Regions from separate parts of the Homo sapiens genome. Here regions 2 and 3 are each linked to region 1. The links are chromatin loops, found by intact Hi-C in ENCODE. Cell type or tissue: PC-3. All regions are shown on one strand. Each heading gives the region's core, and the rest is flanking DNA. Links, peaks and the distances in the headings are about the cores only.

Region 1 (5,920 bases), core at 509-5,508:
TGATTTTTCAGTGAACCTTTAGGGGGTGAAGGAGAGGTTTTTCCCTTTGCCTCTGCATAGTAAACGTTAATGGGTTATGTTCCAATTAAATAAATTTACAATGCAGTTTCAAAGAGCCACACTAAAGCCAAAATAACTCCTAAAGAACAAATAAGAGAATTAGGAAGGAGAATGACAAATGCTGAGAAAGAGGAGGGCTTTGCAGTATTAATATTAGATAGAATTGAATTTAAGTTAAAAGAAGTTAGTGAGACAGAGTCAAACTTAGTGGTGAATGGTACAATCCAAAATGAAGTTTAAACAATTATGTTATTGTGCACCAAATAACATGACATTAGACTATTGAAGATAATTTCTTTTTTTTTTTTTTTTTGAGTCGGAGTTTCACTCTCGTTGCCCAGGCTGGAGTGCAATGGCGCGATCTCGGCTCACTGCAACCTCCGCCTCTCAGGTTCAAGCCATTCTCCTGCCTCAGCCTCCCGGGTAGCTGGGAGTACAGGCATGCACCACCATGTCTGGCTAATTTTGTATTTTTAGTAGAGACAGGGTTTCTCCATGTTGGTCAGGGTGGCCTCCATCTCCCGACCTCAGGTGATCTGCCCGCCTCGGCCTCCCAAAGTGCTGGGATTACAGGCGTGAGCCACCACATCAGGTCAAAGATAAATATTTTAAACTATAAGAAGAAATAGAAAGAAATGAATCAGTAGTAAAATACTTTGATATCCTTCAATCCATGGTTAATCTCACACTGTAAAAGAAAGTATAAAATATATGAACAATTGAACTTATAATATTGATTTAATCGAGAGTATTAAGATTTTTACACTTCAGTAAATAAATTTTATTTTCAAGTGCCTAGGAAACACTCACCAAAAATTACCTTATGAGAAACCACAAAGGAATTCTCAATGAGTTCCTCAGAATAGATGATTAAACAAGCCACATTCTATTAGCACAGAACTGTGGAATCATTTAATAACCCAAAGGCAAACATTAAAACACCTAAACAACTGGAAATTAATCCTCACCTCTCATTAGCATGTATGCATGCACACACACATCCTCTTCTGTTTCAGGGTATTAAAAAATAGTTATGAAAATAATAAGTGTAAAAACTTTAAGAGATACAATCATAGTTGTATTTAAGAGTAACTTCAAAGCCATTAAAGAGTTCATTGTTACAAAGGAAATAGTGCATATTGATGAAGCAAGAAGCAACTAAAAAATTATAAAAAGAAAAACAAAGGAAGGCCTAAGAAATCAGGAGAGATACCGAAAAATCATAAAATAGATAAATCAAAGAACTAGTTTATTGAAAAAAATGTTAAAATAGAAAAATTTACTTAGTCTAATCAATAGGAAAAGAAAATATCCCACTAAAACAAAATTTAGAATAAGAAAGGTGGTATAACCACAAATGCAAATGATTTGAGAACCTTCACTCATATACTTGAATATTTGGCCTTAAAAAATAACCTCTCTAGGAAAATGTAAATTGCTAAAATTAATTTAAAAATGAAAGAATAGCTGATTAGCTTAAACATCAAAGAAAATATGGAAAATGATTTTTAAATAATTATCTGCAAAGGAATGGCTGGACTGGTTTTTTATGGGCAAGTTTCTCCAAAATGTTAAGGAACACATAAATTCTATAATACATAATCTGTCCCATAGCATAGATCCAATTCATCTTTTTTCAAACCTATACTATTCCCTTGCTGGAACCCGGTGAAGAGAATGTGAACAGAAATATAGAAACATCCACATTCTACAAACCAATTTCCTTTCTAAATACAAAGAGAAACTTTAAGTAAAATACTAGGAAACCAAATAAATATGTTTTTCAATTATATTCTGTGGTCAAATAGGGTTTATTCTAGGAACAAAGACTATTATTTACATTGTTCTGAGAACTCTGGCTGTAAACCGTAAAGCAAACAATAGAAAAATTTATATACGTGTGTGTGTGTTTGTGTGAGTGTTTGTGTGTGTATAAGTACACTGGACTGTAAGAAGAGTGAACATAAACTATGCTGATTCCCCTGAATCCATTCCTGGATGTGCTACATAGACAGGAAGAAGGTTGAAGGCTCCAAGGACACAGGAAAAGAGAGACACTACTAGGCCTTTGGGTTCCATTTATATGGGAAAAACATCTTAAACTTAGAAGAGAGCTGAGCACCATGGCATACACAGGGTATCATGTTTTAAGGAGGGCCCTTCCCTCTCCTACATGGCTTTAGGAAGTTCATTGCCTCCTACACTCTTGTCCATGCAGAGCATTTATGCAGCAATGCCAGTTTGGGGCACACTGGAGGCTGTGGGGCCGCAGAGAATCTTTGGATGCCTGGTGCCATGGGGGGCAGATATATCAGGAGTAGGCCAAAGACCTGCCCCAAAGTTCTCCCTGGCCAAAAAAAAGTGCCTAATGTGAAAATGCAGGGAAGTTTCCTGAAAAGCAGCATTACTTGGTTGGGTGATGGGGGTTATAAACAGGGAGTGGTTGAATCCAGGTAACAGTACCAGAGGAAGCCTGCTCTTTGGTGCATTACTCACTCCTCAAATAAGAGCAAGGGACATGCTCAATGGCTTGTGCTTTTGCTTCCCTGACCACATACAAATTACCAGCCAAGGCAGCAAATACTCCCAGGGGAATATAGCCCTCAGGAAAAAATAACATGGCATAGAGAAGACAATGATTGGGCCAGAATAGAATATAAACTTAATATATGCATAATACATATCCTAAAGAATTAAGGGGCAATGTCAGAGGCATGATGCAAGAATAAGCAATCTTTCACAGGGAACCGACTGGAGATGATGGGCATAAAAAATACAAGACTTGATATAAAGAGCCCAAGAGAAGGACTGAATAGCAGCAAGGATAACTTTGTGCAGATGATTAAAATGTTTTATTAAAGTGTATATAAAGAGACCTGAATAATAGGAAGGTATACCATGTTTATGAATGATATACCAGAGTGCAGTGGCAAGCTCATGGCTCACTGAAGCCTCAAACTCATGGGCTCAAGCAATCCTCCCACCTCAGCCTCCTAAGTAGCTGGGACTACAGGCATGTGCCACCATGGTTGGCTAATTTTAAGAAAAATTTTGGAGATACCATGTCTCACTATGTTTCCCAGGCTGGTCTTGAAGTCCTGGGCTCAAGTGATCCTCCCACACCAGCTTCCAGAGTAGCTAAGATTATAGGCATGAGCCACCATGCTTGGCCTGACTAACATTTTTAGTAAGTCAATTCTTTCCAAGTTACTATAAAAATTAAAAGTAATTCCCAAAGGATACTGAACAAATTAACATCTGCAATAAAAATTATATTACAGAATAAAGGAACCAGAATAAAGAGCCAACGTCCTATTTAGAAAGAGGAGCAAAGAGAGTAATAGCCCAACTAGATTTTAAGACATACTAGAAAGCCACAAGAATGTTAAAAATACATGATACTTATTTTTAATAAATAGATATTTATAAAATACCATATACAACCATATATATCAATGGAATTGAATGTAAACATAGAACTCCGAAACAGATGGGTGAGTGCATGTAGAATTTTGTGAATATCAGAATGGTTTAGGACAAATTGGATTCCTTCTTCTCCTTGTGTCACACACAAATTTACAGTTGAGTTAAATATCTAGGGCGGTTCCAAGATGGCCAAATAGGAACAGCTCCAATCTACAGCTCCCAACGTGAGCGACGCAGAAGATGGGTGATTTCTGCATTTCCAACTGAGGTACCGGGTTCCTCTCACTGGGGCTTGTCAGACAGTGGGTGCCGGACAGTGGGTGCAGTGCACCAACGGTGAGCCGAAGCAGGGGGTCAGGGAATTCCCTTTCATAGCCAAGCAAAGCTGTGACAGATGGCACCTGGAAAACTGGGTCACTCCCACCCCAATACTGTGCTTTTCCAATGGTCTTAGCAAACAGCACACCAGGAGATTATATCCCACGCCCACGGAGCCTTGCTCATTGCTAGCACAGCAGTCTGAGATTGAACTGCAAGGTGGCAACGAGGCTGGGGGAGGGGCGCCTGCCATTGCTGAGGCTTGAGTAGGTAAACATAGTGGCTGGGAAGCTGGAATGGGTGGAGCCCACCGCAGCTCAAGGAGGCCTGCCTGCCTCTGTAGACTCCACCTCTGGGGGCAGGGCATAGCTGAAAAAAAGGCAGCAGAAACCTCTGCAGACTTAAATGTCCCTGTCTGACAGCTTTGAAGAGAGTAGTGGTTCTCCCAGTACGCAGCTTGAGATCCGAGAACCGACAGACTGCCTCCTCAAGTGGGTCCCTGATCACCGAGTAGCCTATCTGGGAGGCACTCCCCAGTAGGGGCAGACTGACACCTCACACGGCTGGGCACCCCTGTGAGATGAAACCTCCAGAGGAATGATCAGACAGCAACATTTGCTGTTCAGCAATATTCGCTGTTCTGCAGCCTCCACTGCTGATACCTAGGCAAACAGGGTCTGGAGTGGACCTCTAGCAAACTCCAACAGACCTGCAGCTGAGGGTCCTGAGTGTTAAAAGGAAAACTAACAAACAGAAAGGACATCCACTCCAAAGCCCCATCTGTATGTCACCATCATCAAAGACCAAAGGTAGATAAAACCACAAAGATGGGGAAAAAACAGAACAGAAAAACTGAAAATTCTAAAAATCAGAGCACCTCTCCTCCTCCAAAGGAACGCAGCTCCTTACCAGCAACAGAACAAAGCTGGACAGAGAATGACGAGTTGAGAGAAGAGGGCTTCAGACGATCAAACTTCTCCGAGCTAAAGGAGAAAGTTCGAACCCATCGCAAAGAAGTTAAAAACCTTGAAAAAAGATTAGATGAATGGCTAACTAGAATAACCAATGCAGAGGAGTCCTTAAAGGACCTGATGGAGCTGAAAACCATGGCACGAGAACTACGTGATGCATGCACAAGCTTCAGTAGCCCATTCGATCAACTGGAAGAAAGGGTATCAGTGATGGAAGATCAAATGAATGAAATGAAGCGAGAAGATAAGTTTAGAGAAAAAAGAATAAAAAGAAACAAACAAATCCTCCGAGAAATATGGGACTATGTGAAAAGACCAAATCTACGTCTGATTGGTGTACCTGAAAGTGATGGGGAGAATTGAACCCAGTTGGAAAACACTCTGCAGGATATTATCCAGGAGAACTTCCCCAACCTAGCAAGGCAGGTCAACATTCAAATTCAGGAAATACAGAGAATGCCACAAAGATACTCCTTGAGAAGAGAAACTCCAAGACACATAATTGTCAGATTTACCAAAGTTGAAATGAAGGAAAAAATGTTAAGGGCAGCCAGAGAGAAAGGTCGGGTTACCCACAAAGGGTAGCCCATCAGACTAACAGCTGATCTCCTGGCAGAAACTCTACAAGCCAGAAGAGAGTGGGGGCCAATATTCAACATTCTTAAAGAAAAGAATTTTCAACCCAGAATTTCATATCCAGTCAAACTAAGCTTCATAAGTGAAAAAGAAATAAAATCCTTTACAGACAAGCAAATGCTGAGAGATTTTGTCACCACCAGCCCTGCCCTAAAAGAGCTCCTGAAGGAAGCATTAAACATGGAAAGGAGCAACTGGTACCAGCCACTGCAAAAGCATGCCAAATTGTAAAGACTATTGATGCTAGGAAGAAACTGCATCAACTAATGAGCAAAATAACCAGCTAACATCATAATGACAGGATCAAATTCACACATAACAATATTAACCTTAAATGTAAATGGGCTAAATGCTCCAATTAAAAGACACAGACTGGCAAATTGGATAAAGAGTCAAGACCCATCAGTGTGCTGTATTCGGGAAACCCATCTCACATGCAGAGACATACATAGGCTCAAAATAAAAGGATGCAGGAAGATCTACCAAGCAAATGGAAAACAAAAAAAAGC
Region 2 (5,920 bases), core at 341-5,340, 280 kb before region 1:
AAATAGGGAATCCAGCTCTATTTTTCTCCTCCAGGAGCTAATCACTTGTTCTGACACAATTCTTATTTATCTATTCATTTTTAAAAAAAATTTCAAGAATACCTCATTTATTATATACTACATTTTCTTATGCATTAAGTCTATATCTAGGCCATATTCTGTTTCATTAGCCTGCGAATCCATGTGCCAGAGTTGCAATAGTTTAGTTAGTATGGGCTTCTTCTTCTTTTTTTTTTTTTGAAACAGGGTCTCACTTTGTCACTCAGGCTGGAGTACAGTGGCACAATCACTGCTCACTCTAGCCCTGACCACCTGGACTCAATCAATCCTCCCGCCTTGGTCTCCCCAGTAGCTGGGACTACAGGTACACACCATCATGCCCGGCTAAGTTTTGTATTTTTTGTAGAGATGGGGTTACACCACACTGCCCAGGCTGGGCTCAAACTCCTGGGCTCAAGTGATTCTCCTGCCTCAGCCTCTCAAAGTGCTGGGATTATAGGAGTGAGCCACCGTGCCCAGATGGGCTGCTTCTTTTAAACTGTGGAGTCATTTCTCACATCCTGTGATTATTCCCATTGTTTATTTTCATAGACAAGACTGGTCTCATTTGCATAATACTGGACACTCGGGCAGGTCCATTGAGGGTCAGTGGAGGGCTTCCTCTCCATGGAGGGAGGCATCTTACCATAGGAGTGCCACCTTTGAGCATTTTCTCTTCCATGTCCATGTCAGCAGCCCAAGGCTGCCAAGAGCAAGGTCTTCTCACCACCCAGCCCAGTGGCCAATGGCAGGAGTCATTACCAGCAGGGCCTATGTACCCTAGGGCTGACTATCCCCATGTACAGTGTATGCAGGATGATCACCAATGAGAGCTGAGGTCACCCTCAATTCCATTCCTTGGGACCTTGGCAACAGGCCACAGGGCCACTCCTGCAAGGCATTGTTCTCCACTGACTGCAAGCACCATCCACCTCCATCTCTAACTTCTTTGGTCCCAAGCTCAGGTGAAAGCCAGGTTCCTGGCATCCCATCACTTCATGCCCAGTTGAGCCCTTCTTAGACGTCCATGTAGCAGATGGTGAAAAGGACAGCACTTCTTCCAGGTTCCCTTTATCAGTTTAACCCCTATTTCAGTTTTTAAGTTTTAGGCTTAAAGCCCTTCTCTGGCTTCCTGTTAAGAAACCTGTTAGGATTTAGAACGTTGTTTTTTTTTTGAGACAGAGTCTCGCTCTGTCGCCCAGGCTGGAGTGCGTTGGTGCCATCTCGGCTCACTGCAAGCTCCGCCTTCCGGGTTCACGCCATTCTCCTGCCTCAGCCTCCCGGGTAGCTGGGACTGCAGGTGCCTGCCATCACGCCGGGCTAATTTTTTTGTATTTTTAGTACTGACGGGGGTTCACGGTGTTAGCCAGGATGGTCTCGATCTCCTGATCTTGTGATCCTCCCGCCTCGGCCTCCCAAAGTGCTGGGGTTACAGGCGTGAGCCACTGCGCCCGGCTGACTTAGAATTTCTTACCCTGAAGTTTATTTTGTTATTTTGATGGAGATTTGATGGGGGAAGAGAATAAATTACATGGACTTAATTTACCACTTGGATTGGAGGTGCTACATTTTTTTAAAGGAAGTAGTGGGAAAGTAAATTATTCCTTTCCTTGAAAGCAGTGCTTCTAAAATGTGGATCTGCAATAGATGTATTATTTAGCCATAATTCTACCTTTCCACCTCTCCCTCATCCTAGGCAACCTTCGTGGGAGGGAATGTGCTTCTCTCCTCCATTGATGTTAGCCATGTGACTGGCTTTGGCCAATGAGATATGAGCAGAGGCTTTACATATATTTGCCTGTTTGGCCTCTCGTGCTTCTGCCGTCTGCATGTCCTGAGAACTTCTGGTTCACAGATGAGAGACACATGGAGCAGACATGAACCTGGCCTGTAGACTGATGCAGAGTGGCCCTAAGTGACCTGCAGACACGTGAATGAGGAAAACAAATCGTTGTTACTGTAAGTCATTGAAACATTGGGGTTGTTACACAGCATGGCACTATCTCAGCCAAAACCTGACTAATACTGAGTCACGTATGGATCTTTTTTAGAGGAAAGAAATTCTGGCAAACTCTCTGTGTTGATATTACTTACTAATTCATTTAACAAATAATACTGTGTGTGTGAGTGAGAGAGAGAGACAGCGAGAGAGAGAGAGAGAGAGAGAGAGAGAGAGAGAGAGAGAGAGAGAGAGAGAGGAAGACCAGTTAGAAGTAATTAAATCATTTTATACAATGAAACTTAAATATTTCAAACAATACTAGGTATACATTTCTTACCCTTGTAATCAATAATCATAAAGCAAAATAACATTGCAAATTAAGTTAAAATAAAACTACATCAATAATCTATGTCAACTTAATGGGGTAGATGATGCTTTTCTTTCTTATTTTTCATGCTACAAACAAGCTCCTAACTGCTCTGTCTCAGGTTCTTTTGAGTTAGGTGTGCTTACACCCTTGTGAACCCTGCATCACTTAAGTCTCACATCACTTTTCCGTAATCACTGTGGAGCTTGCAGCTGAGTCCTTTGGCTTTTGTTAGTATAAATGCTTCCTTAATGAGTTAGTCCACTTCTGTTCTGTTTCATTAACCTTCAACAATTAAAATAACAGCACCTGCCACGACCTCCTAGCAATATCCTAACAATGCAAAATAAAGGTCTGGAATCTGGTTTTATGATTTTCCTTTACTTTATCAGTCTGACAACCTGGCATATGTTTGGATTAACTTTAAAAATTTATTATAAAAGTGAAAAATAATGCAACAGATCACACATCTTGGACTTTGATAGCATACTCATTCAGTTTGAGACCCTCTCCATTGAAGCACATTTTGTTGATGTTGAAGAGAAAGGAAAGACAAACCAGGCTTTGCACAGCCTGGGCAGCAGGTGGTGCTCTTGACATTGGAATCACACAGGGCCTGCAGTCCTGGGTGCGTTGGTCGTCTATGAGATATAATTTACTGGTGTTGCATTGCAGTGGGTTTGTTGCTTTTTAATCTTTAAAAAATACCCTCTATGTGATGACCTTATCTGGGCCGAGTCAGCCAAGCTTAGCCTAATAAAGCACAGGCAAGTGACTGCTGGGCTGCAGTTTGGTCCTTGGGCTATGTTCTATATATATATACATACATATATATATATATATATATACACATATATATATATATATATATATATATTTTTTTTTTTTTTTTTTTTTTTTTTTTTCCTGGGCTGTAAAAGCAATGCTGGCCCCAGCCTGATAGCCAGTGGTTTGCTGGGGAGACCTTTGTACCTCCCTAGATACAGGCAGACTGGATCTTTCTAAGCTAGTCCACTCCAGAGCCCCACACTTGCAGGCTAGCTGGTCAATTCTCATGCTAAGGCAGAGGTATAAGTCCTTTCTGCTCTAGTCTGCAAACAGTCAAAAGGGTCTTTAAAATGCAAATCTGGTGATTTTACCCTTAGCAACATGAAAATCCCAGTATACATTTCTCTTCAATTGTGTGGGATCATAAGACACTTTGTTTTCAATTTGCTATGTGGCCTCAACCACGCTAAGGCTTGTTTTTCTATTTGGAATCTTGGAATAACAGCATCTTCTTAAGGATGTTCATTTATAGGATGTCTCACTTATATGATTTATAATGAAAGTCACCCGGAGTTTTTCTGGAGATATTCAACATAGAGTCATAAAGTTTAAGATGTAGCTATCATCTTGTTCACCTTACTCCTCTTACATCTGGATATCTAATGCCCAGGAAGGGGAAATAAACTTGCTCAAGGGAGCCGAGTGGATGAGTAACACAGCTTAGGTCTTTCTCTTCCAATCCAGTTTTTAAAAACACCAGAATTTCCCCCCAACCATAGTGCAAAACCTATGTACATTGTCATGCTGGCATTGTACTAGGGGCTGTTCACCTGGGTCTGTCTGGCCCAGGTAATCCCTATTGTTGAAATAGATTGAACTCATGCTGTAGACTGACAATATTATATACATTCAGTCTCCAATAATGTAACTCAATCTAGGGCATCGTCAAGTGTGGGACTTGTAGACATTATAACATCAGATTGAAGATATCTTTGATGACATACATATATCTATGCTTCCAGATTTTAGGGACTCCCATAACAAGTGTGGCTTTTTTTTAAGTTGAGGGCTAATTAACATATAATAAAACACACTGATCTTAAGTGTTTAGTTTGATGAGTTTTGACAATTGAGTAATTGCCTTTTGAGAACAAAACTGACTATACATCTAAGTCTCACATAAGGCCTGTCTGGAAAGGAAGACAAAAATCTTAGAGACCCTGCCAGTTCTCCTGGTCTTCTTAAGAAAAATATTCTGATTATGCATTCCCAGAAATTCACCAAACCTCCTATACCTTGTGAGAAATATGCCTGAGCCAATTTTATTTAGAACTCAAAGGGCAAAGTGACCACACACAACAGCTGTAGCTGCTAATCAGAGGCTCTGATTTGTGTTTCCAGGTGCCCCTCACTAAGGATCCAGTCACTCTTCACTAATGCAGGTCAAATACTAGGTTTGTCTTGGTCCACTATGGGGACTGTGTGTGGCTATGGGTTTTAAATGCTTGGATTTTAATTCCTTACTTCTGAGTCTTTGTCCTCAGTCTCCATCTTATATTTCCTCCTAGGTCCCTATAATTCTAGTAGCAGGTTTTGCAAAGTCTGGTCCTGCCCAAGTGTTTGGGGTGGTATAAACCTGAGTCTTTAATGTAGGGTGGGCGGGAAGGATCACCTCTTTTATGTTGTAATATTGTTTTGTTTTTTGTTTTTTTGTGATGGAGTTTCGCTCTTGTTGCCCAGACTGGAGTACAATGGCACAATTTTGGCTCACTGCAACTTTTGCCTCCTGGGTTCGAGCGATGCTCCTGCCTCAGCCTCCCGAGTAGCTGGGATTACAGGCATGTGCCATCACGCCCAGCTAATTTTTTGTATTTTTAGTAGAGACAGGGTTTCACCATATTGGTCAGGCTGGTCTTGAACTCCTGACCTCTGGTGATCCACCCGCCTTGGCCTCTCAAAATGCTGGTATTACAGGCATGAGCCACCGTGCCCAGCCTTTTTATGTTGTAATATAGAAGCCCCATGCTGCTAGGCTGACAGGAAGTTTCACCTCTGGTATAACTGTGGGCATCTCTTCACCCTGGGGTTGTGCCAAGGTCCTGGGGGTCCTTCATGGAGATACACAAAGGGGAAAACCTCTCCAGTCATGAGCCATGGGTCCACACTGGCTAGTGCTGAGGCCTGTTTATGTTTCACTTGAGACACCATAATCTTTGGTGAGGCCAGGAGGCCTGGTGCTTTGGGTCACTGGTCCAGCCCCCTGACCCCAGTATCCCCTCGAGGTCTTAGGACCTACTTGGAATACTGTCCCCATAAACTCATGGGGCTCATAGACATTTTTACCATCAGGAGTTCTGCCCTGCACTCTCTCGTTGCCAGCATAAGAGCCCTCTTTCCATTGTTTATGGGACACCCAGTATTTCCTCATCAGAGGGTTGTTACAGAGAACAGAACAGGTTTCTGACCTCAAGTAGCTTCTGTCCCTGGCTCTGCAAAAATGCCCTGAGGTAAAGAATTACAAAGGCTGCTTGCATGAAATCCAATGAGAGGAAAACAGTGCTGAGCAGAACACAGGTTAATATCTCAAAGGAAGTATTCTCTTTCAAGTGTTTATAGTACCTTGATGGCCTGCTTTGCTTATGATGCTCCACGGTTCTCTTTCCTGCTCACTTTCAGAACATTCTGTGTCCCCTTTGTCTGCTGGAGTTCCCCTGTAAGACTAAGAGTTATCATGGCAGGGACTTCATGATACTTTTACCTGGAAATAGTCATTTTCTGTACCCAGCTGGGCTGAAAGAACACCT
Region 3 (5,920 bases), core at 341-5,340, 290 kb after region 1:
AATGCTTTCTAAGCATTTATTTAAATAATCATATGGTTTTTGTTCTTGACTCTGCTGATGAAATGTGCTATGTTTATTGGTTTTCATGTGTTAAAACATTATTGCATCCCTGGGATGAATCCCACTTGATAAAAGTGGGTAATCTTTTTAAAGTATTGAGTTCAGTTTGCTAATATTTCATTAGAGATTTTTGCATCTATTAATATATTCATTAGTGATATTGGCCTGTAGTTTTCTGTTTTTACTGTGTCTTTGTCTTGTTTTGGTATCAGGGTAATGCTGACCTCATACAATGAGTTTAGTAGTATTCCTTACTCTTTAATTTTTTTGGAATAGTTTGAGTAGAATGGGCATTAGTTCTTTAAATGTTTGGTAGAATTTAGCAGTAAAGCCATCAGGAACTGGGCTTTTCTCTGATGGAAGACTTTTTATTATTGCTTCTATCTTGTTACTTATCACTGGTCTGTTCAGATTTTCTATAACTTCATAGTTTAACTGGTAGGTTTTCTGTGCAGGAATGTATCTATTTCTTCTTGGTTTTCAAATTTGCTGATGTATAGTTGCTCACAACAGTCTCTAATGATCCTTCGTATTTCTGTAGTATCTGTTGTAGTGTTTCCTTTCCATCATTTAATTTGTTTTTTTTCTAATTCTAGATAAAGGTTTATAAATTTTATCTTTTCAAAACACCAACTTTTTGTGCTGCTAAACTTTTGTACTATTTTTAATCTCAATTTTAATTATTTCTGCTGTAGTCTTTATTATTTCTTTTCTCTATGAATTTTGCCTTTGGTTTGTCCTTGCTTTTCTAGTTCTTTGAGGTGCATTGTTACATTGTTTGTTTGAGGTTTTTATGCTTTTTTGATATAGGCATTTATTGCTATAAACTTCCCTCATAATACTGCTTTTGCTGTATTCTTTAGGTTTTCAAATTTTGTGTTTCCATTGTTATTTGTTTTTTAAAACTAATTATCTTTTAAATGTATTCATTGACCCATTTGTCACTCAGGGGCATGTTGTTTAATTTCCATGTATTTTTACATTTTCCAAAGTTCCTTTTGTTATTGATTCTAATTTTATTCCACTGTGGTCAGAAAAGATATTTGAATATGATTTTGATTATTTTTAATTTATTGAGACTTGTTCTGTGGCATTACACGTAGTCTCTCCTGGAAATTGCTCCATGTGCTGATGAATAGAATGTGTATTCTACAGCAGATGAATAAAATGTTCTACAAATGTCAATTATGTCCATTTTGTCTGCAATATAGTTTAATTCTGATGTTATTTTTGTGGATTTCCTGTTTGGATGATCTGTCCATTGCTGAGAGTGGTGTTTTGAAGTCCTCTATTATTATTGTATTGCAGTCTATCTCTTCCTTTAGATCTATTAATATTTGCTTTGTATAATATGTTTGAGTGCTCATGTGTTGGGTACGTAGAGATTTGCAATTGTTATATCCTCTCATTAAAATGACTCCTTTTATCACTATATAATGACCATCTTTGTCTCTTTTTTTTTGGAATTTTTGGCTTTTAGTTTATTTTATCTGATATAATAAGTATAGCTACTCCTTCTCTTTAATGATTTCTGTTTTCATGGAATACCTTTTTCCATCTTTTCAGTCATGTGTGTTTACAGGTGAAGCGAGTTTCTTTTAGGTAGCATGTAATTGTGTCTTTTTGAAAAAATGCATCCAGCTCCTCTATATCTTTTAGTTGGATAAATTAATCCATTTATATTCAACGTTATTATTGATATGTAAAGACTTACTACTGTCATTTTGCATCCTGTTTTCTAGTTGTTTGGTAAGTCCTCTCTTTCTTTCTTACTGTCTTCCTAATTTTCGCTGGTAATATGTTTTAATTTATTGTTCTTTATTTTTAGTGTAGCTATTCTCTTTTCTTTTTTTCTTTTTGCATAGTAGTTACCCTGAGACTTACGAAGAACATCTTACAGTTATAACAATTTATTTTAAGTTATTTGCACCTTAACTTTGATCACAATAAAAGAAGAAAAATCTACGAGAAAACTCAATTTTAACTGCACCTCTTTACTTTTTGTTGTCTCAATTTATATCTTTTTGTATTAACTATTTCTTAACAAATTGTTATTGTTTTTATAGATTTATCTTTTAGTCTTCCTAATAAAGATACCAGTGGTTTATACACCACCATTACACTGAGTATTCTGAATATGTCTATGTGCTTACTTTTATACCTTTCATAACCTCTTTTTATGGCTTGACATTCTTTTGTTTCAGGTTGACAAAGTCCTTTTAAAATTTCTTGTAACACAGGTCTGTGGTAATGAATTCCCTTAACGTTTGTTTGTCTAGGAAAGTATTTCCTTTTTATATTTAAAGGATAGCTTTCTAGGGACAGTATTCTCAGTTGAAAGGTTTTCTATCTTATTCAGTATTTTGAATATATCACCCCACTCCCTCCTGCCCTGTAAAGTTTCTGCAGAGAAGTCTGCTGTTAGCCATATCAGAGCTCCTTTATATGTTACTTGCTTCTTTCAGGATCCTCTCTTTGTTCTTGAACTTTGAGAGTATGATTATCATATGCCTTGGAGTAATTTTATTTGGATTGAATCTGCTTGGTGTTCTTTCACCTTCTTGTACTGGGATATTCCTATCTTTCTTTAGGTTATTATTCTTTGAATAAACTTTCTATCCCCATCCTGTTTGCTCCCTCTTTAATGCCAATGATACATAGATTTTCCTTTTAAGCCTATTTTCTAGATCTTGTAAGTGTACTTCTCTCCCTCTCTCTCTCTCTTCTCTCTGAATGTGTATTTTCAAGTCTTTGAAACTCATTGATGTTCTATGACAGTGGAACACAGCACTGGGTAGAATTCTATGAGTGCCCATGGTGAGAGTGCTTAGACCAGTCATGAACCAGACGGAAATACACTGCCTTGTCAAGAGAAATCTAAGTCTTGGCCTGCTTCACCATCAGCTAACTAAAGTGGCCTCGGACCCTGAATAAATTTCAGTGGCAACCAGGTTGTTGCAAGTGCAGTCCTTGGGTGAGCACTGGTGCTGTGCTAGTCTTGGAGGCTGTGGGCTTGGGATGTGACTCACTCTGAGCTTCAGCTACAGCAGCCACAGGAGTGCCTACATTACCCCTCCCCCAACTTCAGGCAGTATAGTAGAGAGAGACTCATTTTTACTTAGGGGAAATACAGGGACAATTACAGGGGGCATTGTCTTGCAACTTGGTGCCAACCCCACCACAGGAAAACAGAGCACCATGGAGAATACCAAAGCCCATTATATCAGGCCAATACAAGACAAATTGCCTGGGAACCCAGGCAATTTTTCTGTATCTTCCCAAAGTCCATCAGGGCTGAGTATCCTGGAGTCTGCGAGTCACACAGTGTACCTGGGCTTAGGACACCCTCTAGTGCTGAAATGGCTGCAGTGACCACAGACTTAGGGAATTCAGTGGTCAATTCCCTTTGATGATTAGAAAGCCTTCTGAAGAAGAATGGGTCAGTCTCTGAGCTCACTAATTCTTTTTTCTTTTTTGATCAATTATGCTGTTGAGACATTCTGATGCAATTTTCATTTGTCACTTATATTTTTCAGCTCCAGGATTTCTGTTGGAATTTTAAAAATTATTTAAACTCTGTTAAATTTATCTAATCAACTTTGAAATTTATTCTCTGTGTTTTCTTGAAGTTTGCTGGGTTTCCTCAAAATGGCAATTTTTTAAAAAAAATTACACTTTAATTTCTGGGATACATGTACAGAATGTGCAGGTTTGTTACATAGGTATACATGTGCCATGGTGTTTTGCTGCACCCATCAACTTGTCATCTCCATTAGGTATTTCTCCTAATGCTATCCCTCCCCTGGCCCCCCTCCCCCTGACAGGTCCCAGTGTGTGATGTTCCCCTCCCTGTGTCCATGTGTTCTCATTGTTCAGCTCCCACTTATGTGTGAGAACATGTGGTGTTTGGTTTTCTGTTCTTGTGTTAGTTCGCTGAGAATGATGGTTTCCAGCTTCATCCATGTCCCTGCAAAGGACATGAACTCATCCTTTTTTATGGCTGCATGGTATTCCATGGTGTATATGTGCCACATTTTCTTTATCCATTCTATCATTGACGCACATTTGGGTTGGTTCCAAGTCTTTGCTATTGTGAAGAGTGCTGCAATAAACATACATGTGCATGTGTCTTTATAGTAGAATGATTTATAATCCTTTGGGTATATACCCAGTAATGGGATTGCTGGGGCAAATGCTATTTCTGAAAGGGATCCTTGAGGAATCGCCACACTGTCTTCTACAATGGTTGAACTAATTTACACTCCCACCAACAGTGTAAAAGTGTTCCTATTTCTGCACATCCTCTCCAGCATCCTGTGTTTCCTGACTTTTTAATGATCATTCTAACTGGCGTGAGATGGTATCTCATTGTGGTTTTGATTCGCATTTCTCTAATGACCAGTGATGATGAGCTTTTTTCATGTTTGTTGGCCACATAAATGTCTTCTTTTGAGAAGTGTCTCCTCATATCCTTTGCACATTTTTTGAGGGGGTTGTTTGTTTTTTTCTTGTAAAATTGTTTAAGTTCTTTTTAGATTCTGGATATTAGCCCTTTGTCAGATGGATAGATGGCAAAAATTTTCTCCCATTATGTAGGTTGCCTGTTCTCTCTGATGGTAGTTTCTTTTGCTGTGCAGAAGCTCTTTAGTTTAATTAGATCCCATTTGTCAAGTTTTGCTTTTGTTGCCATTACCTTTGGTGTTTTAGTCATGAAGTCTTTGCGTATGCCTATGTCCTGAATGGTATTGCCTAGGTTTTCTTCTAGGGTTTTTATGGTTTTAGGTCTCACATTTAAGTCTTTAATCCATCTTGAGCTAATTTTTGTGTAAGGTGTAAGGAAGGGGTCCAGTTTCAGTGTTCTGCATATGGCTAGCCAGTTTTCCTAGCACTGTTTATTAAATAGGGAATCCTTTCCACATTGCTTGTTTTTGTCAGGTTTGTCAAAGATCAGATGGTTGTAGATATGTGGCATTATTTCTGAGGCCCCTGTTCTGTTTCATTGATCTACATATCTGTTTTGGTAAAAACAGCTATTTTGAATTACCTGTGTGAGAGGTCACAGATCTCTGGCAATCCAGGTTGGTCACTGGTGTTTTATTTATTACATTTCGTAAGGTTATATTTTTTTGGAATGTTCTTGATGCTTGTAGATGTTCATCAATGGCTAGACATTGGAGAATTTTTATTTATTCTATTCTTTGTAGTCTCACCATGTTTATACCCATTATTCTTTAGAAGGCTTTCTAATAATTCAAAGGAGATTGACTGTTGAGGTCCCTAAGCCTGTGGTTACTGAATCCGTTTCAGCCCTAGACGGTATCCTAAGCCCAGGAACACTGGGACTTGCAGACTCCTAGATACCCACCCCTGGTGGACTTTGGTAAGATGCAGAAAATTTGCCTGGGTTCCCAGGCAATCTGTCTTGTAGTGGCCTGATATAATGGGCTATGGTATTCTGGGTGCTCTGTTTCCCGTGGTGTGGTTGGCACTGAATTGTAAGACAATATCCCCTGTAATCTTCCCTCTACTTCCCCCAAGCAAAAATGAGTTTCTCTCTATTTTACACTGCCTGGAATTGGGGGAGGGGTGATGTAGGCACTCCTGTGGCTGCTGTAGCTGAAGCTCAGGAAGGGTTACTTCCCAAGTCCACAGCCCCCAAGACTAGCACAGCACCAGTGCTCACCCAAGGACTGCACTTGCAACAACCTGGTTGCCACTGAAATTTATTCAGGGTCCGAGGCCACTTTAGTTAGCTGATGGTGAAGCAGGCCAAGACTTAGGTTTCTCTTGACAGGGTAGTGTATTTCCCGTCTGGTTAAGGGCTGGTCTAAGTACTCTCACCACGGGCACTGGTGGAATT

Evidence for each region. Peaks named below come from ENCODE experiments on the same cell type or tissue, not always from the same donor. Only the 100,000 strongest peaks of a DNase experiment are listed, where the experiment ranks them.
Region 2: it touches region 1 in a loop (6-fold over the local background); 9 of 110 quality-filtered maps call a loop at or near these places.
Region 3: it touches region 1 in a loop (5-fold over the local background); 2 of 110 quality-filtered maps call a loop at or near these places.

Annotation. Positions count from the first base shown.
Region 1 is chr3:36,413,501-36,419,420 of GRCh38, reverse strand. All of the region lies in intron 1 of STAC (SH3 and cysteine rich domain), which reads right to left. The region is part of intron 2 of LOC124906227 (a long non-coding RNA gene); the gene reads left to right. Among named protein-coding and RNA genes, the nearest start is that of STAC, 36 kb to the right of the region's middle. In PC-3, for the core only: no CTCF peak of the experiment used is centred there; a DNase peak (open chromatin) is centred at 2,570; H3K4me3 peaks cover 413 bases; H3K27ac peaks cover 1,982 bases.
Region 2 is chr3:36,698,167-36,704,086 of GRCh38, reverse strand. No RefSeq gene overlaps it. Among named protein-coding and RNA genes, the nearest start is that of DCLK3, 63 kb to the left of the region's middle. RefSeq lists enhancers at 2,815-3,109, 5,364-5,920. In PC-3, for the core only: a CTCF peak has its summit at 2,928 (motif pointing right); DNase peaks (open chromatin) are centred at 2,056 and 2,946; H3K4me3 peaks cover 378 bases; H3K27ac peaks cover 1,006 bases.
Region 3 is chr3:36,121,801-36,127,720 of GRCh38, reverse strand. No RefSeq gene overlaps it. Among named protein-coding and RNA genes, the nearest start is that of STAC, 260 kb to the left of the region's middle. In PC-3, for the core only: a CTCF peak has its summit at 3,403; DNase peaks (open chromatin) are centred at 3,120 and 3,400.